Linked DNA regions of Homo sapiens: region 2 is linked to region 1. Evidence: chromatin loops called from intact Hi-C (ENCODE). Cell type or tissue: mammary epithelial cell. All regions are shown on one strand. Each heading gives the region's core, and the rest is flanking DNA. Links, peaks and the distances in the headings are about the cores only.

The links. Hi-C counts contacts between places; a loop is a spot of excess contacts. Peaks named below come from ENCODE experiments on the same cell type or tissue, not always from the same donor. Only the 100,000 strongest peaks of a DNase experiment are listed, where the experiment ranks them.
Region 2: it touches region 1 in a loop (4-fold over the local background); 4 of 110 quality-filtered maps call a loop at or near these places.

The regions. Positions count from the first base shown.
Region 1 is chr18:26,480,496-26,492,888 of GRCh38, forward strand. All of the region lies in intron 2 of KCTD1 (potassium channel tetramerization domain containing 1), which reads right to left. Among named protein-coding and RNA genes, the nearest start is that of KCTD1, 62 kb to the right of the region's middle. RefSeq lists an enhancer at 12-1,211. In mammary epithelial cell, for the core only: no CTCF peak of the experiment used is centred there; DNase peaks (open chromatin) are centred at 7,176 and 8,116; H3K27ac peaks cover 4,297 bases.
Region 2 is chr18:26,399,014-26,411,406 of GRCh38, forward strand. No RefSeq gene overlaps it. Among named protein-coding and RNA genes, the nearest start is that of LINC01543, 18 kb to the right of the region's middle. In mammary epithelial cell, for the core only: a CTCF peak has its summit at 6,565 (motif pointing right); a DNase peak (open chromatin) is centred at 8,898; H3K27ac peaks cover 783 bases.

The DNA.
Region 1 (12,393 bases), core at 2,447-10,446:
ATGGTGGCTCATGCCTGTAATCCCAGCACTTTGGGAGGCTGAGGTGGGCAGATCCCAAGGTCAGGAGTTCAAGACGAGCCTGACCAACATGGTGAAACCCTGTCTCTACTAAAAATACAAAAATTAGCCGGGCGTGGTGGCACGCACCTGTAATCCCAGCAACTCGGGAGGTTGAGGCAGAGAACTGCCTGAACCCGGGAGATGGAGGTTGTAGTGAGCCAAGATCATGTCACTGCACTCCAGCCTGGGCAACAGAGCGAGACTTTGTCTTAAAAAAAAAAAATTAGCACTCTGTTGATTACTCTTGTTTATAGAGCAAATAATGCAAGACCTAATCTCTGAGGAAACCAAGCCCATTTGGTGGGAAGTGAGTCTGGTTCTCTCCACTCTCCCTGGCATCGTGTGCTGTCCACACTGTGCATTAAAGAATGGTCTTAAGTCAAAGAGAGTATGGGGCTAGGATCCTACATTTGGCTTAGCGTGAATCATTCATTAAGAATTTTTTCTTGTGTATTCATTCATTTTATGGACCTGATATCTCTAATTTCCTGTGACTCAGGTTCTTAAGAATTTCTTTGTTTCTTGTGTAATCATTCAGTTACTCATTCACTCTTTCCACCAGTATTAGTGGGGGCTCACTATGCCAGATACAGGGGATGCAGTAGTAAATAAGCCACAGTCCTTGCTTTTGTGGAATTTAAGTCGTCGGGGCTGGGAGTGTGGGTCAAGTGCAGTGTGATCAAGTGTGTCACTGGGTGTGCACAGTGGGCTCAGGAGGTGCACCTGGCTCACCTAACTCAATCTGGGGTTGGCAGGGAAGAAAGAGAAAGCTCATTGGAGACCTGAAGGAGAAGAAGTTGGCCAGGTACAGGGGCAGGAGGTAAGGTTAGGTAAGCAGGGAGAAGGGTGCGGAAGATACAAAGGCTTGTAGCCAAACCCTGCCATGTGATTACTCTCTATTGGGGTGTAGTCAGGCTGGCTGAAAAATGAGGCTGAAGCAGCAGAAGCCAGATCGTAAAAAGCCATGTGAGCCGGGTCAAGGAGTTTAGATTTGGTCTCAAGGGCAATAGCGACTGGTGTCAGGCTATGTTGTCAGGGACAGTAAGTAAAAGAGCACATTTAGGAGTGAGACAGTCAAGGTGCCACATCTGAAATCACGCCTTCTCACAGACACAGCTTCTGGCTTATCCAAATCCTGTCTGTTTTGCCTTGCTTTGACTACATCATTTGCATAATGCAGTGGTTCTTAACCCTGGCTACACAGTGGCATCACCTGGGCAACTCTGAAAAAATAATGATGCTGGGCCCCCATCCCCAGCTATTCTGATGTAATTGGTTGGGAATGAAGCCCAGGCATCTGTATTTTTTTTAAAAAAAACTCTCCAAGTCTCAACTGAGTTGAGAACCAGTGTAAAGGAGGTTGAGCAGAGAGACCAACGAGGAGGCAAGTCAACATCAATTGAGACCCTGTCATTCTGAAGTGTCAGAGCATACTTTCTTAAACTGTGAAGGATCTCCAGGACAACCAAGTTCAGCCTCTCATTTACAAATGGAGACACCGAGTCACAAATATGTAACACTCAAGGATGCATGGCTGGGTAGACACAGAGGTGGCTCCAGACCCCACCATGCTGCCCCTGTGGTGATTGGCACAATGGTCAACTTCAAGCTTACGGGGGACAATGGCTCTAATGCCAGTTACTACTCATTGAATAGCATTATGTGCCAAAGAGTGAGCTGGCTGCTTTAAGGGTTTATATCTCATTTAATCTTTAAAATGAGGTCAAGGAAATCATTGGTAGACTGAGAAGATACCCTACACTGAACTGAACCAAACCAAACTGAAACACCCCAAGACTCCTGAGGTTCCTTTCAAACTGCTGGTACAATCATAAAGAGGCCTAAGGAGGGATGGGAAAGAGGATTCTCAGGGCAATGGAAACCTCTGGGAAGAGTAGTACACATGAGGTTTCATCTCCACTTACCTTGCAGCTCTTGTTCTATTATGTGCTGTGTCCCTACACTTAATCCTGAAAACTCTTACGGGATTTGTCACTTTACAGCTAAGGAAGTTTAGCTTGAAGAGGCTGCCAATTCTGCCGAAGCTGTCTTCTGGCTCTAGGCTCTGTACCCCCCACCCTTCCCATGCTGCACTGTCTAGGGCACCCCATGCCACCTCATGAACCAAGGCATGTAACTCGACACCAGGCCTGGCTTTACCGAGAGGCCAGCAGGTTAATCCTTTCAACTCTCCCCTGTGGTCCATGCATGGTAATTACAGAGGGAGGGCTCATCTGCATTGCTGCAGGATGGACCAACCCAGAGAGGGTGGAGACATCCTGCTCAGGGGTGAGGCTGGGGAAAGAAGTGCAAAGACAGATGGACCACAGGATGAGGATGGCGAGAAAAGGGAAGGGCCCGGGTGGTTGGGCCCTTTTATCCATTTGGCTCTCCTTTGCCAAGAAATGCCTCTTTTTCTCTATGTCTAGGCTTCCAAGCCATGGGACATATGGTTTGGACTTTAGGAAAAGATTTCATTTAGTTTCTGGTCCAGAATTATTTTGCTGGCTAAGAGATTCAGAGGCTACTTACAAATGACATCTTTAGCATTTGGAGATATTTAATTATAAAAGTGATACCTGCTTATGTTGTCAACTGGAAAAGTATAGACGGTGAAGGAGCAGCAAAACAGAAGAACAATCTGCTGTGAGCCCACCACTCAGCAGGGAATTAATTTTAAAAAATCTGATTTAAAGAGTATTTTTCTTTCTTTTCTTTTTTCTTTTTGTTTGAGAGTGAGTCTCGCTCTATCACCCAGGCTGGAGTGCAGTGGCATGATCTCGGCTCACTGCAACCTCTGCCTCCTGGGTCAAAGTGATTCTCCTGCCTCAGCCTCCCGAGTAGCTGGGATTACAGGCACCTGCCACCACGCCCGGCTAGTTTTTGTATTTTTGGTAGAGTTGGGGTTTCACCATGTTGGCCAGGCTGGTCTTGAACTCTTGACCTCAGGTAACCTGCCCACCAAGGCCTCCCAAAGTACTGGGATTACAGGCATGAGCCACCACGCCCAGCCTGAGTATTTTTCTATTGAACCATTTTGTTTTTGGAAGCACTTGTAGCTTCATACTTTTTTATGGTTACTAATTTGGATTCTCAACCAACTTTTTTTCCTAATATCTGAAACCTAACATAGACAAATCCAGGGTGGAGGCTGGGTGAAGGTGTGTAAGTTGTGGGCATGCACAACGGAGATGTGTGTGTGTGTGTGTGTGCACACATGAGAGGCATGTGCAGAGCTGACACCGCACGTGCAACCTAAACTCAGGACAGCAGGAAGGGAAGGAGTCGTGGAGAGAGGAGATGGTGTTGCAACCTTTGCCTCCTTTCTGCTGAGATGAGAGAGGAATGAAACAAAGTGGGGGGAAGGGAAGGAAATGCTAGGTTAATATATGAAACCTTTAGAAAAGTATTCTCCCTGTTTTGCATATATTTTTAAATGTCCATAATAAAAAGTTTTTCTGTTAAAAAAGGGAATGCGATGCTGGAGATAATTATAGTGTAAAAAATATCATCAGTCAATTTGTTGTTTCAGAAGTCTGCATTATCATAAACAGCATTTAATTCGTTTAAAGTATTATAACTGTTAAAAATTCTAGGACTAGCTCTTTAAGATTTCCAGACTCAAGAAATTTCATCTATATTTCATGAACACAGATAAAAATTAATTCAGAGCTTGTTATAGAAATGGATAGAAGTAATTTAAGAGAAGGGGGAAAATACCTTCTAAGTAAAAACAAACAAAACAAATTATATCTACTTATGAGGAGATAATGTTTCTAGTACCTGTTCCCTGAGGTGGCATCATTTTCTTAAATGATACATAGAACTGAAGAAAGTAGGGGAGAAAGGAAAGGCAAGTTTGAAATATAAGAAAAAGTATGAGTGCAATAACAAGTCAGGAACTCGGCGTTTTGTAGAATCCATCACTGAGGGCTCAGGGCCACTCGGGGGTAGCTGATTCTCTGGTAAGCTTATTAATCCTCCCCTGACTTCGGTTAGAAAATTTTTAAAAATTAGAGGGTTACATTGACTGTTTACTATGAAAAGTACTATTACAATGAAACTGAATCTTTTTAGAATTGACATAAGTAGACTTTTTGTTTCTTCATTTACTGAATGCCCACCATGTTCCCTGTGCTCTTTGGGGCCTTAAACTGGGCATGATATGGTCCCACTGGGTGTCACGGAAGGACAGAGGAGAGGGAACCAGCCGGCCTAGGCAGGCAGGGAAGGCCTCCTGCTGGAGGCAATGACTCTGCAGGGTTTGGAGTAAGGGGAAGGGCACAGGGGCTTGGAGAAGAGATTTTAGCCCAAGAGCTCAGCTGAAGGGAGGCCACGGAGGCAGGAAAGAACATGATGTTTGATGGGTGACGTACAGACACAGCCAGTGAGGAGCATTTCTCTCAGTATTGACCTGAGCGGGGTAGATAAGGGCGCCATTATTCACAAGAGTTTTGGCACAGTCCTTCAGTCATGTCTTAGGAACTTCCTGGCATGTTCAGCTCCAAGACCCATAGACCTGGGTTTGAAACTTGCCTTGAGTTTTGATTTCTTCACCTGAGCAATGGGATAATACCTACCTCAAATAATTCTCATGAGGAATAAGTGGATATCTAATAAGCCCTACATTGAACTGAGTGTTCATCTGTGCAGGGCACAGTATAGAGTCTTGACACCTCCATGAGGTAGGTACCATTATCCCCATTTTAGAGGCAAGGACACCTAGCCAACTAATCAATGGTAAGGCCAGAATTCACAACCAGGCAGCTGGACCGCAGGGCCCAGCTGGGACCCACATCCTCACTGTGGCCATTCTGCTGCTCAGTAAAGCACTGTGCGTGGCCTTGGTAAATGCTGACAGATTTGCATCCTTGGGAGACAGTGTGCTATGCCAAAACAGAATTCTGACTGAATAGAAAATCCTGCATGCATCTTGAATTGAAAGAAAACTTTTAAGATCACCTGGGCCTGTTCTCTGACTTGAGTGTTTGTTTAAACATGATTTCTAGGGTAAATGGCTATTTGTCTAAAATCAGTTGAGGATCAGATCATCATAACCTCCCTGGGAAGCCCAATTTAGTATTTTTTTCAGCTAGAACAGTTTCTGTTTAGGTTTTCCCTTGCTTTTTATTTGGGCAGGCAAGCATGAGCATATGCACAGAACCTGCCCCACAGCCCACGCCCACCCTCCTCTCAACACTGTTCTATATTTGGAGGTATTTCTGATACACTCCTTAGTCTCTTAATTTAAAACTCCATAATGTGTTTTCCATTTCACAATAATAATTGCTATTCAGAGAAAAAAATGTTAAAATAGCTAACATGTATTAAGAGTATCAAGTACTCCGCTAAAAACTTTATGGATTATCTAATTTAATCCTTTTTTTTTTTTTTTTTGCCCAGGCTGGAGTGCAGTGGCATGATCTCGGCTCACTGCAACCTCCACCTCCCGGGTTCAAGCGATTTTCCTGCCTCAGCCTTCTGAGTAGCTGAGATTACAGGCGTGCGCCACTAGGCCAGCTAATTTTTGTATTTTAATAGAGACGGGGTTTCACCATGTTAGCCCCCATGTCTCGAACTCCTGACCTCAAGCGATCCGCCCCACTTGGCCTCCCAAAGTGTTGGGATTACAGGTGTGAGCCACTGCACCCGGCCCTGATTTAATCTTATTGCAGCTCTATAAAGTATTTTGATTTTCCTGATGGAGAAACTGAGTTATAGAGCCATCGAGTAACTTGCCAAGGGTTTCTGAGCTACGCAGTCTATTGTCCCTGAAGAGTGAGGGCCAGCACATGCTCGATGCTGTCCCCGACTCACAGTGTCCGTCTGTCCCAGAAGTCCCAGCTCCTTTCCTGCTCTGGCACCTCCTGCCAATCTTTCTTCATCTCGCAGTTGCGCTCTTTGTTACAGAACGAACTCTTTTGCATGTGTTCCCAATGAACCTAATCTGTGTTGGAAGGACTGTTCCTATTCCTGGGTTTCTCAGTATTCGCAACCCTAAATACTGGACTGGGGCCTTCCTGTGTGAAGAAACATTCTTGATTCTTCATCTGTGGTGTCAATAGCTCTAACAAATGGAACAGACTCTGGGCCCGTCCCCCTGTGACTGCTGCTCTCCAGGTGGCCCCGTCTCTCCCTATTTTTTGATTATTTCCCTTGGTGTTTTACTGTTCCAGACTGTTGGAATTAACTTGCATGTCACTGCAGTCACTTCATATAAAAACGTCAGATTAATTATATGACACTATGAGAGGAGTATGGCCAAACCAGCTATATCTATTTTCAATTTAACAATTTTTCCCACTTGCAATCATGCCAGCAAAAGAACAGTATTTAAATCTTTTGCTTTTTACCTATAAGTGAAAAACCAGAGGCTTAACACAGCGCTTAATTCAAAAAGAAAGAACTAGAAAATAGACGTAATTTACTTAGAGACTAGGTAAATACATTTTGGACACCTAACAGAAGATACCTGGAAGCAAGTAACTGAATCTACCCTGATTCCTTCACACCCCCACCTTACCCCTCCATACTCAGACACACACACACACGACTTCATTGATGGTATCAGTCAACGGAATATCTCTTCAAATATCTACAGTATTGAAAGGTGGTTGGATGAATGAAAAGGAATGAATTATTCTGTCGTTTATGATGTCAGAGTGACTAGGAAGCTTAAAAACACATTCAGAACCTAAGCCTTGCAATGACAAAGTCAAAGGAAGGAGACAGCCTCAGGACTGTGAGCTATATCTCTTGAAAAGGAGGACAGAAAGCTGAAAATTGGACAAGAATCCTAATATACAACTTCAAAAGTATATAGACATTTTAAAGAATCTATCAAAAGTCCATATTACCCAACATTTTAAGAATGTCTAATTGCTTCTTCAAATCACAGTGGAGGATGTGCCTGGTTGGCTTTACGCTCTGAGAAGCTTAAGGTTTCTAATTTATGTCGCAAGCTTATTTAAATAGCCACCAAATCAAAATGACATGTGAAAAATATTAAGTTTATATCAGCTAATGATTCAAAGACAACACTTGTGGGTGTGTGTGGTTGGGAAATACCCAAGAAGGCGCTGACAGCATTCTGCCCTTGGGTGCACTGTGGCCAACAATGCACGGTCTGTAGGTGTGTGTCTTGTGCAATTGTCTACGCCCTTCTGGGCTTAGTCGTGGTTTATCATAGTTCAAAAATTTACCTAGACGCCCCAAGCCAGTCCATAGCCATGCTAGGTGATAGGAATATCTATCAATATTTCTCCCTACCCCTCAAAGAACAGAACCAAGCCCTAACCTGAAAATCATTTCAAGAAATAAAAGTTTCCCAGCTAAGAAGGATTCCTCATTTTTTTCCTCTTCCTTTTAAGATGATCATGTACAGGCATTGAAAAGTTTTAGTAGTAGTTTGATGACTTCACTTCCCATAACTTCTTGTTCCACTAGCTTTTCATTCAGAAGGCCTGGGTGAGAAAGAAATACTTTTCTAATTTAAAAATCTGCATAAAGAATTATCAATGGGTTCCTCAAGAGCCTGACACATGGTGTACTTGGAAATACAAACCATATCTTCCCTGTTCAGCTTTTCTAATCGTTATAGACATCAAGCTAGGGTGAAGAATGGAACTTCATTTTTTTTTTTAACGTGGTTCCCTAGGTTTCCTTGGTTGATACAACAACCTTTATTCCAGTCCATTTTCTCTGAATTCCACCCTTAATGCCATTTTGTTCCTTCTGCAATGTATCATCAAAATGATGATGTTTTAATGATGTACCTTCTTTAGGGCCCCTAAGATTACAGATCAGTGGGATATACTTAAAAGAGCATTCTTTTTTTTTTCTTTTATATTGACTGTTTGTGTTGCTTTGAGACTAGGAGAGTTTTCAGTTTTTAGGTAAGCTCTAAAGCCCTCAGGACTTTCTAAGCTATTTTTTGAAAATCAATTTTTGGCGGGGTGGGAGGGGCCTCGCCAAGTTTAACGAGGCTGGGTGGGAGTTCAGGAACACACTCAGCTCCGATCACAGAAACAAGTTTGGGCGAGCTCAAATTCACCCTTCAGCTATGAAGCCCTCCCAGCCTGGCAAGGTTTGCCACTGTTTGAAAGTGGTGGTTAGCTGTTATGTACAGTTGTAATTTATCTTCTGAATATGAAGAACACAATAAGAAAAGTTGCATAAGAATAAAAATAATCATTACCACCAGAAAAGATAAACAGCAATGTTATTACTAAGCAAACTGACACTTGGCATTTGACACTCGGTAGCAGCAGGAAGCCATTATCCAACGAGTGTCTTTTCCACTGATACCACGTCTTGAATAGATTCAGACAGTCGGGCAAATAGCTGATAAAATTGTGGCACTGAAACATGATTTTTAAAAAACATTTTCATTTGCAAATGTCACTGCCGTCAGATTGGAGCTTCCAGGTGCCTACTGTTGAAATATGAACGCATGAAAAACACACACCTCGTAAGATTACACCTGACTCTCATCCCCTGCTCGGACCAGGACCATCCTGGGTACCTTCGAAAGGCCAGCACGGAAAGCATTCTGCACCAACGCAGCTGGCTGCTTTGGGGACAAACTGTCACCACTTCCTATCTCCAGGCAGCTTGAGAGTAATCTTTCAGAAGCCAAATATTGGTAATTCATCTAACTGAGGCTATAAATCCTGCATTTTTAGTAAAAAGAAATGGTATTTTTATACGCGACTTATATAATAATAATAGACTGAACTGTCTGGTGATGCGGTGGACCAGACTCTTCTCCTAACATAGCTCACGTTTCAGTGATCCATGTTTCAGTTATGTGGCAGTGGACCCATGAGATATCTTTCAGAGGGACTTTCTGATACTACTCATAGGAAGTTTGGGTTAGAGATAGTGTTTCCCTGTGTTTCCCAAGCTGGTGTTGAACTTCCAGCTTCAAGCAATCCTCCTGCCTGGCCTCCCAAAGTGTAGGGATTACAGGCCATTGTGCCTGGCCTGTTTTTTTTCTTTCAATCCTGAATATTTAAATGAAAATTATAACATCATGGTTTTGGGGTGTGAATAAATGCTTCTGTTTGGGAGTTGGGGGTAAAGGTTATTTTCCACGTTGGCCTGATAAAAAACATTTCCTCAGCTTGAGAATAACTTGTACGGGATTTTCTTCCAGCCTAGCATACGCATAGCATAGGTATCCTTGAAAGAAGATGTGTGAGATTCGTGGGCTGGGCTGTATGAAATAACATCTAAAATTTTAAACCCCTTTGAATGGAACTGTTCTCAAGACACAGTAAAGTGGAGCATATTTGTCACATGTTAACGTTGTAAGAGATTATCTGAATCTTCTATGAAATGCTTATGAATTTTTCAAACGAGTAAATCAATCACATGGTTTATTATTATAAAAGTTCTTTCTGGTATGATAAGGGTAGACTCGAAATACGATGAAAAAACAGAGCAAAAATGCCTGGGGTGTTGCTCAATGATATTATTCATGACTGATCAAAAACGAGTACAGTCAGTATTATTGTCCCAAGCGATGTGGATTGTGCCAGAGTCAATAGGAAAGGCCTCACTCTGCCAGTGAGTCTCCTGCCACACCACCATGGTGCCCATGGTACTGCATGGTGACGCGTTTACATCTCACCACCTTTCTCTGCAGCTCAGGTGCCCTGACTTGGAGAGGCATGTGGATTGTGGGGAAACTTAAAACTAAAGATTTTCCTCACAACCTGGGAGATATAGATTAAGTAAACAGCAGGTGGAGCTCAGGAATCTGCATCATTAGAAGTACCTCGAGATGACCCTGACACAGGGGGATTAGGGAAAAGCTATCAATTGGAGGAAAGCATTCTGAAGGCAGGGGACACTCTTCTGTTAATCTGGTTCATTGCTCTTTCCCTCCAGGATAGCGAGACTAGAAAATTCCTTTCTGGTTTGTGCCTTGAATTAAAAACGATGTAAATCTTTGCTGCCCATATTAAACTAGGCCAGGCAGGTCCTAAGGCTACTCTAGCACCTAAGACTCAAAATGTTTGACTTTCACACTGCAGCTGCCCTGGGGTGGCTGAGTTGCTCCAGGTCATAAAGGGAGATACTAAGCAAAATTCATTCACATTCAACAAATATTTATCAAGTGTTTGCTCTGTGCCAGGCACCGAAGACTACTGGCGGATCTGTTATTTGTTTTAAAACCTAGGGCATAGGTTTAGAGGGCTTTTTTTTTTAGATAGAGTCTTTCTGTGTCGCCCAGGGTCTGAAGTACAGTAGTGTGATCTCGGCTCACTGCAATCTCCGCCTCCCGGGCTCAAGCGATTCTCATGCCTCAGCCTCCCGAGTAGCTGGGACTACAGGTGCATGCTACCATGCCCAGCTAATTTTTGTATTTTTAGTAGAGATGGAGTTTCACCAGGTTGCCCAGGCTGGTCTCAAACTCCTGAGCTCAAGTGATCCGCCCACCTCGGCCTCCCAAAGTGCTGGGATTACAGGTGTGAGCCACCGCACCTGGCCCAGAGAGCATATTTTTACAATAAAAATTTAAACAAAGTTTCCTGGATTGGTGTGTGAGTGTATGCATGCATGCGTGCTTATGTGTGTTCCATGTAGGAGTGTGAACCTTGAGTGTCGCACTGGTTGTTGCATTGGCGGGGTGTTTTGGGGTCTACTGTTCCAGCAGCAACAAGAAAGGAGGGCACAGCAGGAGGGTGGTGACTAACACAGCCATGGGCCTCAATCCTCCCAGCCTGGAGAGCAGCCCTCAATATCCCAGTGTTGTCAAGTGCACCATTCTTTCCGGTGGGCACACAGTGCAAGGATCAAAGCTGGTCACTGACTGTTGCTAACAACTTTCTCTTCATAGGTACAAACAACGAGCCATCAGACAAGTGGCAAGGTCACTGGTCCAAAGTCAACTTTGTCCCTGGCTGCAGGCAGGCTTGCACACTGGACATGTGGGCCTGAAAGAAAAGGACTTCAGAAACCCACACGCAAATAAGAACAAGACCCATTTATCCCATTGCCCAGTCCAAGGCGGTCCTTTCCAAACTGTTCCAAGTCATGATACACACAGAAAATGATGGTGCCATATTTGTATGACACTAGGGTAGCAAGAGTTTTGTTCACGGCAGGAAGTGACTGGCCTGGAGCTCTGGCTTCCTCGGGGGCTGAAGGGCTCACATGGGTAACCCATGTCCCAGCACTAACAGAGATGCCCTTGGCTAGGGAATAAGGTGAAGGCTGCCTTGAGAAGAAAGTGGCTTGAAATATCATAGACAACTTGACCTTTTGTCTAAAAACCACTCTTAGAACACAGTTCCAAAAGGGGTGTGTTGGACTATATGGCTGAACATGGGAAACATTAAAAAATCCTGTGCCCAGTCCCTGCTCCAGACCAATAAAATTGGGATCCAAAGATCCCACTTGGGGTGGGCATGGTGGCTGATGCCTATAACCCTGGCACTTTGGGAAGCCAAGGAGGATCACTTGACCCAGGAGTTCGAGACCAGCCTAGGTAACAAAGTGAGACCTCGTCTCTACAAAAACATAAAAAATTAGCCAGGTGTGGTGACATGCACCTGTAGTTCCAGTTACTTGAGAGGCTAAGATGGGAGGATTGCTTGAGCCCAGGAGGTTTATGCTGCAGTGAACTGTGACTGCACCACTGTACTCCAGCCGGGGCAATAGAGTGAGACCCTATCTGGAAAAAAAAAATTGGAATCTTTGAGGGGTAGGGGCAGGCAATTTTTTGTTGTTGTTGTTGAGTCCCAGTTGATTCTAACCTGCCCCTGAGTTTGAGAACCATCATTATGAGGCTGGGAGCCGTGGCTCATGCCTATAATCCCAGCACTTTGGGAGGCTAAGGAGGGTGGATCACTTGAGCCCAGGGGTTCAAGACCAGCCTGGGCAACATGGTGAAACCCCGTCTCTATAAAAAATTAAAAATTAACCGAATGTGGTGGTGTGTGCCTGTAGTCCCAGCTACTCAGTGGGAGGATGGCTTGGGCCTGGGAGGTAGGATCATGCCACTGCACCGCAGGCTGAGTGACAGAACAAGACACTGTCTCAATAAATAAATAAATAAATAAATAAATAAATAAATAAATAAATAAATAGAACCATTGTTATCAAAGAGGAGGAAACAATAAGCATCATGGAGTCAGAGTGGGAGCTGGAGGCCTGGCTCTTACCCCATTTCCCAAAGAACACTGACTCTTAAGGTGAAGCCACTTAACCTCTCAGAGTTTCAGGGCTCTTCTCTGTAGGGATAGAGGGATAAATACAGTTCCTTACCTATAAGGTTATATCTGATATAACCTTATATATAAATACCGTCCCTACCTATAAGGT
Region 2 (12,393 bases), core at 2,425-10,424, 82 kb before region 1:
TAAATTGAAGACCACTACAGGCAGTGCAGATTTTTATCAGATTTCTTTTGTGCCTAGAATATTAAACAGATCTTAACTAATTTTTAAAAGAATATGTGTTTTGCCTACTGTAATTTTAAAAAGCCATCCTCTCTCTACTATGTATGAATGTATTGAATAACTAAACCAATAGTTGGCAGGGGTTTGGGGAAAAGGCCCTTAGAAGTTTCCACATACTCTAGGGAGAATCTTGCAGAAAAATCTATCTGATGCAGTATGGAAAGATCCAAAAACAGCAGGCTTGGCCTAAGATGTTAACATAGGAACAATCAGCTACCAGATTCTCACATTTCTTTCATGATCAGTCTCTTCGGTTATCTCTAGGGAGTACTCAGATCTGAGGTTCCCAAGATGAAGTTTTAATTCATCTTTTGGAAAGATGCAGAGGTAGGCATGGAGATAAGGAGAGAAAGATGTCAAACCAAGCAAAAGATAGGGTTTTGTAACCTCTATCTGCTTAAGTCTATTTCAAGTTTACTGAGTGATATTGATTATTAAGATGCAGACTAGGTTACAAAGAATGACGATGCTGATGTGGTCTAGTCTACCACATTTAAGCATAAATCCACTTAGAATCAAGCCACATGTGTGAAGCCCAAGGTTCTTGATATTCCTCAGCATATCTAAAGGTTACCCAGCTCAGCGTTCCATCTACTAAAGGAATTCCCTTCAGCATCCCTGAAACAAGCCTTCTACTTGAATAGTTCTACCTTATCCTAGAATTCACAATTGAACTGTCCTGTTACTCTTTATGTTCTGTCTTGGTTTGATTTTGAAATCTGCCTTCCTACAATTTAATATTTGGGACTTACTTTTTTCTTCCAAAAGCACATAACTAGCAATTTACTGATCCCTATGTATCAGATACTATGTCAAACTAAGCATCTTACCTGCATTATCTAACTTAATCCTCACAACAGCCTTCTGATAGAGAGTGGCAGAGAGGGGCTAGCGGTTCACTGAACTCGTTTTCCCTTGGCTGTGCAGCTAGACCACATTTTTAAGCCTCCTCATAGTTAAATGTGGCCTGGTGCCTGAGGTCCAGCGAATGAGATGTAGGCAGAAGGGATGTGTGACACTTTCAGATATGGCTCATGATAACCTGCCATGCATGAGCTTTTTATTTATGTATTTGAGACAGGGTCTTGCTCTCTCACTCAGGCTGGAATACAGTGACACGATCTTGGCTCACTGCAGCCTTGACTTCCCAGGCTCAAGTGATTCTCCCACCTCAGGCTCCCGAGTCACTGAGACTACAGACACATAGCACCATGTCCAGCTAATTTTTGTATTTTTAGTAGAGACGAGGTTTCGCTATGTTGCCCAGGCTGGTCTCAAACTCTAAGCCCAAGCGATCTTACCCCCTCAGCCTCCCAAAGTGCTGGGATTACAGGCGTGAGCCACTGCGCCTGGGCTCCACACATGATCTTGCATGCTCTTTCCCTTTCATGGTGACCTTGGAAGGTTGGTGATGAAAATGGCAGAGCCACCAGATGGAAGGAGCCCTACGTCACTGAATCTTCGTTTAGTGCAAAACTGCCTGCTAATCCAGAACACCCATTTTGGACTACACACAAGTGAGAAATAAGGCTCTGATGTGTAAGCCACTAACACAATATTTCTGTGATAGCAGTTAACAGCCGAATTAACTGATGCAGATGGCTACTACTCTTAATATTTTTATTATATGATAAAGACACTGCTGTGTCAAGCGACTAGGTAATTTACTGGAAGTCACAGAGAAAGTGGTGTTAAGATTTGAACATAGATCTGTCTAACCTCAGAGCCTGGACTCTTGATCCCTACACCCTACACTGAGATTTTCTTTAAATGCTTAGGGCTACTCTCTCCCACCTAATGGTATTTTAAAAATCTAAGGAAAGCTACCCATTTTCTTTCCTACACTTATTATTCCCTTCTCCAGGCTGATGGATCCCAGCTCTTTCAGTTCTCACAGTGGAAATTCTAGATTTCTCTGTATTTGTATTGTTTTCTTGGTTGTATTCTAATATCATAAAGGCCACATTAAAATATGGCTTCCCACACTAAATGCAGCACAGCAGGTGGGGCTTGGGGAGTAGGAAAGACAGTGTGCCCATTTACTACTTAGAATTCCATAATTCTGTAGGTACAAAGTTAAGACTGTGATTAATCATCCTAGCGCTTTTCACTCTCACTATTCAGTGTGGCCCATGGACCAGCAGCATTGGTATCAACTGGGAACTTGCAAGAAACGTAGGATTCAAGCCTCACCCCAGACTTTTTTTTTTTTTTGAGATGGGGTCTTGCTCTGTCACCCAGGCTGGAGTGCAATAGTGCAATCTCGGTTCACTGCAACCTCTGCCTCCTGGGTTCAGGCGATTCTCCTGCCTCAGACTCTGGAGTAGCTGGGACTACCAGCGTGTGCCACCATACCCGGCTAATTTATATATATGTGTATGTGTGTGTATGTGTGTGTGTGTGTGTATATATATATATATATATACACACACACACACATATATATACATATATATATGCATATATATACACATATATATACATATATATATACACATATATATACACATATATATATACACATATATATACACATATATATATATTTTTTTTTAGTAGAGATGGAGTTTCGCCATGTTGCCCAGGCTGGTCTCGACTCCTGACCTCAAGTGATCTCCCTGTCTTGGCCTCCCGAGTAGCTGGGACCACAGGTATGTGCCACCATATCCTGCTAATGTATTTTATTTTATTTTTAAATTTATTTATTTTTGAGACAGAGTCTCTCTCTGTTGTCCAGGCTAGAGTGCAGTGATGCAATCTCAGCTCACTGCAACCTCTGCCTCCTGGGTTCAAGCAGTTCTCCCGCCTCAGCCTCCTGAGTAGCTGGGATTACAGGCACCACCCACCACACCCAGCTAATTTTTTGTATTTTAGTAGAGATGGGGTTTTACCAAGCTCCCAAGGCTGGTCTCAAACTCCTGAGCTCAGGCAATCCTCCCACCTCAGCCTCCCAAAGTGCTAGGATTACAGGTGTGAGTCACTGTGCCCGGCCACATCCAGCTAATTTTTGGGTTTTTTGTAGAGATGGGGTTTCACCATGTTTCCCAGGCTGGTCTTAAACTCGTGAGATGAAGTGATCCTCCTGCCTCGGCCTCCCAAAGTGTTGGAATTACAGGCGTGAGCCACCACGCCCAGCCCCCACCCCAGACCTTTTGAATGAGATGCTTCTTTCTAGCAAGATCCCCCGGGGATTGTGATGCACACTGAAGTTTGGGATGCGCCTTTCTAACTGATAGTTGCCTTGATCAACCTAAAGAGGAAAGTTTAAATATATCTGGTTATACTTCATTTTGTTTGTTTAGGCCTGTTATTCTTAGCTGGTCACAATCATTTTGATTCTGTCACTTACTGAGAACATTTGAGTTCAAGTTCTTCAATCAACTATACAATTGGTTTTCCCTCTCAACCTTGTGTCATCCACAAATTTCATAAGCGTACTTTCTGTGTTCATTCAACTTGTGCATAAATGTGTTGAGCAAGACAGGGCCAGCAATAAAACCATGAAGCATGTTGCTGCCCTGCAACATCAATCTATTAATTAGCACTGATATCACTCTACAGTCAGCTGTGACTGTATCTAACTGATGGTACTATTGCAGAGTCCACAGGGTTTATGAGCAACTCTGAAGAACAAGTTGCTTGGTTCTAAGCACTATGCAGCATGTGGCTAACCCGTCTAGCAGCCATCTCAAAGAAGAGCAGGACAATGGGTGGAAGATCCCCATCTGTGATGGGCTGAATTGTGACCTTCCCAAATTTATGCATTGAAGCCCTCACCCCCAGCACCTCAGACGGTGACTGCATTCTGAGGTAAGGCCTTTAAAGAGATAAGTCACAGTGACAGAATCAGGATGGGCCGTAATCCAATGACTGGTGTCCTTATAAGAGGAGGAGATAAGGACACAGAAACACACATAGAGTGTGTGTGTCCTTACTTCATGTGAAGAAAGAGGGAGAAGTTGGCCATCTCCAAGTCAAGGAGAAAGGCCTGGATGGACCAGTCTTGCCTCACAGTCCTCAGAAGCAACTGCCCCCTGCCAACACCTTGATCTTGGATTTTTGGCCCTTCAGAACAGTGAGAAGATTAATTTCTGTTGTTTAAGCCACCCAGTCTGTGGTGCTTTGTTATGGCAGCCCTAGCAAATGAATAGACCATCCCCTCCTCTCTTCCACTATTGCTTTTTGGTGAAATTGGTCATCCTGGCCTTAGCAAGATAATCTGAGGTTTTAGCATAGCAGGCATGTTACTCAAAGTATGGTCCACGGACCAGCAGCCTAGGCATCACCTGGGAGCTTATTAGAAATGCTAACCCTGGCCCCACCTCAGAGCCACTCAGTGAGAATCGGCATTTTAACAAGATCCCTAGGTGACTGGCATTATAACTTTGAGAAGTGCTGTACTCCCAAACCCCTTCATTGATTTTTAGTAAACCTGGACTTTTCTGTATATTAGATTTACTTAAAACTGCATTGCCTAAGGATCAGATCCAATCCAGGCTTAGGAATTTTAAAACTGGATTGAACTCTAGCCATAGAGTCAGATTTCAGAATGAGGACTTGAAGCCCAGAGAGATGAGGTAGTTTGCCTGAGGACACAGCACTAGAATTCATTTTGATTTATGCACAATTTCTAGGAACACTGGTAGTATTTAAAAAAATTTTCGTATGCACCCTGGCAATGTCACTCAGTTTTTGAGCCAGACAAATGTAAGAACTGGGTCTGAACCTAAAGCAATGGACAAATTAGCTGACTACATACATTAACTGCATTTAAAGAGGTTAGTGCAATGAGGGGTTGGAAGAAATCCGAATTGTCTGCTAGACAGAAACACCACCATTCTTCCAGTTAGAGGGGCTAACACCCCACAGTTCACTCTATCTGGTCTTACTTTCAAAGGAGAGATTATTAAAGTCTGTCCTGTCTCTAACATTTCTAAGCAAATTCTCACACTTTTTTTTTTAAGATGCAGGATCTGGCTATGTTGCCCAGGCTGGTCTTGAACTCCTAGGCTCAAGTGATCCCCCCAACTTCAGCCTTCCAAGAAGCTGGGACTGCAAGTGTGCACCACTATGCCCAGCTTCACACATCTTTCGTATTCTGAATTTCCATTTTGATTCACATCAGAATGCCTTTGTGAGGCACACACAGCAGGTGACGGTGCAGGTAGTGTATGGCCCGAGAGCTGTGGGAGATTTGTTGTTTGTCTCAACTCCTATTTCTTTCACATTCTGCCTTTCTGTTTCCTTGTCTTCTCGAAAAGAGTGTTTATCGAATAGCTTACAGTTAGTGATACCCTTATTTTGTCACATGTCCATTGTACCCCCAGCACTGTGATGGGTCCACAGAGATGAGCCAAATCAGGGAGACACATCTATCACTAAATAATGACATGGGGCATGCTGGGTGCTGTGACGGCATGTGCCAGGTCCTGTGGGCCATGCAGGAGGAGGGCCTACTCTGGAAGAGACAGGGACTGGGGTGTTTTTTACATGAGACCTGGAGAATAAATAGGAGTGACTTAGGCTAAGCAGGAAGGTTTTCTAGGCAAAGGCTGAAGGTGTCATGCCATGTCTTATTTGGAGAATTGCTTAACTAAAGCTGGGGCATGTCTGGTTCAGAGTGCAGAGTGACAGCTTTTGTGAGCTAAGCTAAGGAGTACAGGAGTTAACTAGACTGTCTTGTCAGACCCCGCTGGTGGTTTTGCACAGAACATGTATCTCAAACTCCCTTGACTCAGGTGCTCCTGAAGGATAGTGCCTATTCGAATGTAAGTATGGGTGGTCCTGGCTTTCATGTAGTTTCCACTTGGCCCCCCATTCGTGCACGTACACAACCACCTTCGTCCATCTGATTTGGTCTTTCAGAGGTCGCAGATCTAATGATAAAGCATCTCGGGGTGGCCCCACCTACCTGCCAGGTACCACCACCGAGGGAACAGCCAGTGAGGGGTCACTGCCTTGCCACCAAATCAGTATTTGAAGAGAATCCTTGCTGCTCCCCATTCTGGGGTCTCCTCCACCCCAATACCATCCTTTCCTCCTCCTTGGTAGGGTTGGTGGGGGTGGGTGAGGGCAGGGACAGCTCTGGGTTATCTATAGACAGCCTCACACGTATCCACTGAGGTCCCACTTTTGGGATTTGTGTTTTTGGTAACAGGCAACAAGTGCCCCTTGACTGCAGCCTCGCTTGGGGGAAAACTCATGACTGGTGAGAGGTTTGGAGATGGAGGGGTTGTGGGCCCAGGCTGGATCAGAGGTCTTATCCAGCAGGGCCTCCTCCCTGGGCACTCAGCACCCAGGGAGCCTCTTAGCTGCCTGGCAGCTAGCATGGGCCTAAGGGTAGAAGTGCCTACAGAGACCATAATTAGGGATTTTATCATCTTGTTTTAGCTCCTCTGGAGCGGAAAGTCTGGAAGTCAGCGGGACCCCAAGCAGCTTGGCAGAGCCTGGCAGTGTCCTCCTGACAGTTGGTGGCAGCACAGGCCACCCTTTGAGTCACAGGCATGTTCCTCTGGGCTTCCCCAGAGGGATCAGGTGGAAACTGAGCACAGGAGGCCCTTTAAGCTGGCCTTGTGGAAGCCACAGGCAGCAGGTTTGCTTGTGCTGTTTCAGTGTTAACCCGGGTTAAGCATTTTCAAATGCTTCCTGCCCCAAGCTTTCTAGGCATCTGTCAATGGGCCTCCTGAAAGCCCTTCTTACTCACATGCAGTTCTGACCAGAGAGCTCCCTGCATCTCCTCACCTGCTGAGACCCTTCTCCTCACGCAGGTTGATAGAAGAAGTCTGGTATCCCAGCCATCACTCCCCAAAGGGATTCCCTGTTGTCTCTCAAGCTAGAAACTCGAGGAAGATCGGTGTCTCCCCTTTCATTATCCTATTGTCCGGGGGGATGAAGCCTCCGGCTCTGCAATCAAGACAAATAGACTTGTTTTACCTCCAACCCTCTGCCTCTAACTGGAGCCCCAAGTTTTATAGCCCTGCACCAACTAAAGGCCCATTAACCAGCAACTGGCTCCCTAGTCATTTTGCTAGAACTAGTTTGTTATCTACTAGGCTGGTCTGTCTGTTATACGAAGGGATTTGAGAGAAGAAATCCCTTCCAAGTATAGCCATGGGTGCCTGGTTGAGCCCCGAGGAGGTTATGCCTTCACTGGGTGTGCACTTCGGGTGCGAAGGAAATTAGTTCTCTCTCCCCAGGCCTGCACAGAGCTGCCGGTGTGGCAGTCACGGTCCAGGCTGGAAGAGGAGGTCTGGGTTTCACCTGGTCCCTGGACACCACGCAGGGGGCGGATGCAGGGCAGAACCCGGCAGAGGAGCAGCTGCCTGCGCCCTCTCCCCACCCCACCTCTCCTGTTTCCGCCCTGGCGCACAGGCCACGTGTCAGGCCACATCTTCTCACAGCTCAGAAACGTGGTCATGGAGATCAGGAGGATAAATACATTCATTCTCCACCTCAGCGTGGGATGGGAGTGGGGGAGCTGCCCTGAAATGCCCTCCAGGAAGGTCTCCAAGGGAGGCCTTTAATTAGCGCCTGGGGGATATAAAACTTGGGGCTCCAGATAGAGGCAGAGGGTTTGAGGTAAAAAGGGCAGAGGGAGGGTCCCTGTGGCCCTATAGCCAGGGCTCATATTTCCCTACTCAAAATCTAGATCTGTGATTTGACTGGAGGACCCACAGCTGCCATATCCATAGACCAAGAGCCTGAGGAGCCGCCTCCAGGTGGGGTCCATGTCACAGCTAACGGGCGCACGTGTTTCTCCCCCACCTGGATAGTGGAGAGTCCTGAGGAAGGGGAGCAGGAAGGGTTCTGACGGGAGAGATTAGGGACAGGCGCGGGCAGCCTCCCAAGGCCCCAGTGACTGGGCAGCATGTGCTGTTGGGCAGTTACTCCCCTGTCCAGCCTCAGCGGACTGATCTGTCCGAAGAGGAAAGGTGCCTGCTGTATATGCAAATTGGGATGATTCAATATGCAAATGTCCTCACAGAGGCCAGGGCAAGTGAAGTGCTTAGTGAACTAAAAACATAAGTGAACAAATAAGCTTCTTACCAAATCGGACCCCTCACAGACATTTCTCTCTTAGCCAGAACAAACTTGCAGCTTTGGGGAAGTTTGAGGGAAAAAAAAAAAAGTTGTGCCGTCCTCCCTGGTAGGGAGCCTGCAGTTTGGAAATCTTAAGAGGCCGAGCAGCAAGTTTGCACAGGAAAGAACAGAGTGCGGGGGTTTGTTGCCTCTGTCCTGCCCCTCTGTGAGCTCACTCGTGTCCCTGCTGAACCTCATCAGGGTCTAAATAACCAAGATCGAATGCAGTAAATAAAACAGAACCATAGGAGTATCGTTTCATCGTGGATTTAACAATTTCAAACTTTCATCAGAGGTTTGTTCAGAGGAAGGGGAGGAGGCTCTTCATTCTCCATTTAAGAAAACCAGACCACAGCATCTTCTTTAGATCCAAGGCCTCTGGTACTGGACCTGGAGCCTTTGAGCTCTGGGAGTTTATTGTAAACATCAATGTCGCCAAAACCCACAACTGAGGGCTGTTCCTGGGAAGTGGGTGGATGGGCGAATTTTTCTTTTTTTTTTTTTAATTCCAAAAATAATGTGATTTCTCTCTCTGTATCTTTATGTCACATGGGCTCTGAATGTGCCCAGCTGGTCATTCTCTTTTATAGGTAAATATGTGCCCATTTTATTAAAAGAAAGGCCTCTTACAATGCAGCTGGTAAGCTTCCTGCTCGCTAGTCCTCACAGATTCCTTGTTGCAACCGAAGCGGGCGTGTTACTTTGATAGTCATATGAAATAACCCTAACTTTGCCTGGGGATATTTATAACAAGACATGCAGAATTATTGCACCATAAAGGCTGCTTTGCTGATTCTTGCTGATTAGAAACTTAAAAAAAAGACGAATGGGATAAAAACCAAAAAGTCCCAACCGCTGGAGTTCTGAAGTCAGGCAAACTGGAGCCACAGTGGTTCCCCCAGCCCTTTGATACCAACCCTGAGGTTGGAGAAGTTGGGCCAGCTCCGTGAGCTAGCTCTGTGGGCTACTTTCCCGAGGTGCTTCATGCGTCTCCTACCTTCCCGCCCCAAGCTGAGGCCAAGAATGAATGACCTGGAAGGGACGGGCTTGTCTTTCTGCCACGCTGGGGGCCAGTGCCAAGTTTTGCTTTAGGAGAAATGAAGGCAGAGCAATCCCTGGTATTAGATGAGGCAAGTGTATTCCACCCTGCCCCCTGGCAGACAGGCCAAACAGGACGGGGCATTTTTAATTGATGCTAGGACCTTGCATGGATAAGAAGTTGGCAGGAATGGACAGAACCCTTTATTCTTCCTTCCAAGGTACCCATTTACCAGGCCCATCCTCAAGGGCATTGTGAAAGTGGGCCCAGTGGGGTTTCTTCCCCTGGCTGTTGGCCAGAATCAAACTGGTTTCATCAGGCCCTGAGTGTAGACGCAATGTGCGGTAATTGGTACATTCAGCGTTGATCCTCGTGTTCCTTGGGTGCCGTGAGGAGCTTTCCCATAACCTCTCCTATTTCGCGGCTTGTCTTTGGCCCTAACCAGCACTCTTTCTTCACCTCTGGTTGTCCTTCTCCACTCCTCCTCTGGCCACACGCACAGTTCACACATACATCACCCTTTATCCAATGGAGTCAGAGATTTCCCTGGATGTAGCTCAGGTGGAAAACCTGCTTGGAAAGGAAAAGAGAAGTCTTTTCTTACTCCTGGGAGGTGACTGAAGAATCCGGCAGCATGTTGCCCTGGCGGCTGTCTGACTCAATGCTCTGGTCACAGTGGGAAGAGCTGTTCTGTAGTGGCACCTTGGACCATGCCAGTAGCCAATCCTGGGGTGGGTGGCGGGTGTGGGGGCTCCCCAACAGTGTTAAATAATAATATTGAATAGAATAAAAGAATAATGATCCTGGGAGCATTCATGCACCCCACACCCTCCTTTCATAAAAGGCTACTGCTCCTAACTTTGGAGATTCCTGTGTGGCCTCCACCCCGTTCCTTGTCCCCTTGTCTCTACACTAAAAGTAATTAATCATCCTGAGTTGTGTATTCACCATTCTCTCGCCTTTCTTCATCTAACTAGAACTTTCTGTTTGCATATCTTTGGGCTTCACATGATGGAATGATACAGGACATAGCCTTCTGCAACGTGCTTCTTTCTGCTGGACACCAGCCTCCTGAGAAGCATCATTTGGCCACAGCTGTGAGTTGTTCAGTTTCCTGCTGCCTTGAGTCCCGTTGTGTGGAGACATTGATTGTGATGGACACATTGATTGTGATGGACACATTGATTGTGATGGACACTTAGGTTGTTTTCAGGTTTTTACTCTCCCAGACTCCCTTGCTATGCTATGTACATTCTAGACACGGCTCCTTGTTCAGGACTTTCCGTAGAAGTAAAGTTGCTGGATGATACGATTTGTACATCTTCAGTTTTCCAAGTAGCTAGGTCAGTCTACATTCTGACAGGTGGGGTATAGATCTACCACTCATTTCACATCCTTACCAACACTTGATATCATCTTTAATATTTGCCAGCCTGGTGGGCATGAAGTGATAGCTCACTGTGGTTTCTATTTGAATTTCCCTGTTGGTTAACGAGGATGGGTTTTTTCACATGCAAATTGGCCATGGTGACACACCTATTCAAATCTTTTGCCTATTTTTCTTGACAGATTAATAGGTGGGTGTTCTTTATATGTTTTGGATACCAATCTTGAGTCACTTATGTGTATTGCAAATATATTCTCCCAATTTTGGCTTATTTTTTTGTTATGGTGGCTTTTGCTGAACAGAAGTTATTAATTTTAACAGTTCCATTCTTTAATCTTTCCCTTTATAGTTTGTATAATTGTGTCTGGTTTCAGAAATCTTCCCCTTCTACATACAAATTCATAAACATAGTTTCCTCTAATGTCTTTTAAAAGTTTTATAGTTTTGTTTTTCACATTAACTCCTTAGCCCACCTGAAATTTGCTTGTTTGTTTGTTTTGTGACAGGGTCTTTCTGTTGCTTAGGCTGGAGTGCAGTGGCACAATCATGGCTCACTGCAGCCTCAACCTCCTGAGTTCAAGCAACCCTCCTGACTCAGCCTCTCAGGTAGCTGGGACTGCAGGTTCATGTAACCACACCTGGCTCTTTTTTTATTTTTAGTAGTGACAAGGTCTCTCTATGTTGCCCAGGCTGGTCTCAAACTCCCAGCTCTGCCTCCCAAAGTGCTGGGATTACAGGCCTGAGCCACTGTGCCTGGCCTATAATGATTTTATGTAATGCTGGAGTTCGTGAGTGTTCTGGTTGTCTATTGCTGCATAACAGATTACCCTCAAAACTTAGTTATTTAAAAAACATCCAGGCTGGGCACAGTGGCTCACACATGTAATCCCAGCACTTTGGGAGGCCAAAATAGGCAGATCCCTTGAGCCCAGGAGTTTGAGACCAGCCTGGGCAACATGGTGAGGCATCTCTGTAAAAGAAGTAGCTGGGTATGGTAGTGCATGCCTGTGGTCCCAACTACTCGGGAGGCTGAGGTAGGAGGATTGCTTGAGCCTGGGGAGGTGGTAGGGGGAGGGCAGAGGTTGCAGTGAGCCGTGATCACACCACCGCACTCCAGCCTGGGTGACAGAAGAAGGCTCTGTCTCAAAAAAATAAAAAATAAAACAATATCCACTTTATTATACCTACCATTTTGCAGGTTAGGAATCTGGGCAGGATTCAGCTCAGGAATATTCCCATTCCCTATGGACTCGTTGAGGTCACTTGGTGGTATTAAGCTGGCAGATGGGCTGGTCTGGCGGGTTCGAGAGCCTCATTCACATTTCTGGCCCATTGATAGAAAAACTGGAATTGCCTGGGATTGTCACTGCAGTGCTTTCACGATGCCTCTCTAGCTGGCATTCTCAGGGCAGTCTTATATCTTACGTGACAGCTCAGGGCTCCTCGACAGAGTGTTCTGAGACTAAGATGAAAGCCACACGCTTCTGCTCACTAGCCTTAGAAGTCATTCAGTGCCACTTCTGCCATATTCTATTATTAAGTACTTTCCTAGGGCCAACCCAGATTCAAGAGGAAATAAATTAGACTCTATGTCTCAGTGGAAAGAGTAGCAAAAAAAAAAAAAAAAAAAAGTGGGCATCTTACATTTTCCATAGGTAGCTAGTAGTTCATGATTTTTATATCTACATTTCATAAGTGAGATTGCAAACTTCTTTTCAGCTACTGTTCTTATCTGGTTTTGCTACCAAAGTTATGCAAGCCTCATTAAAATGAGATGGTGAGTCTTACC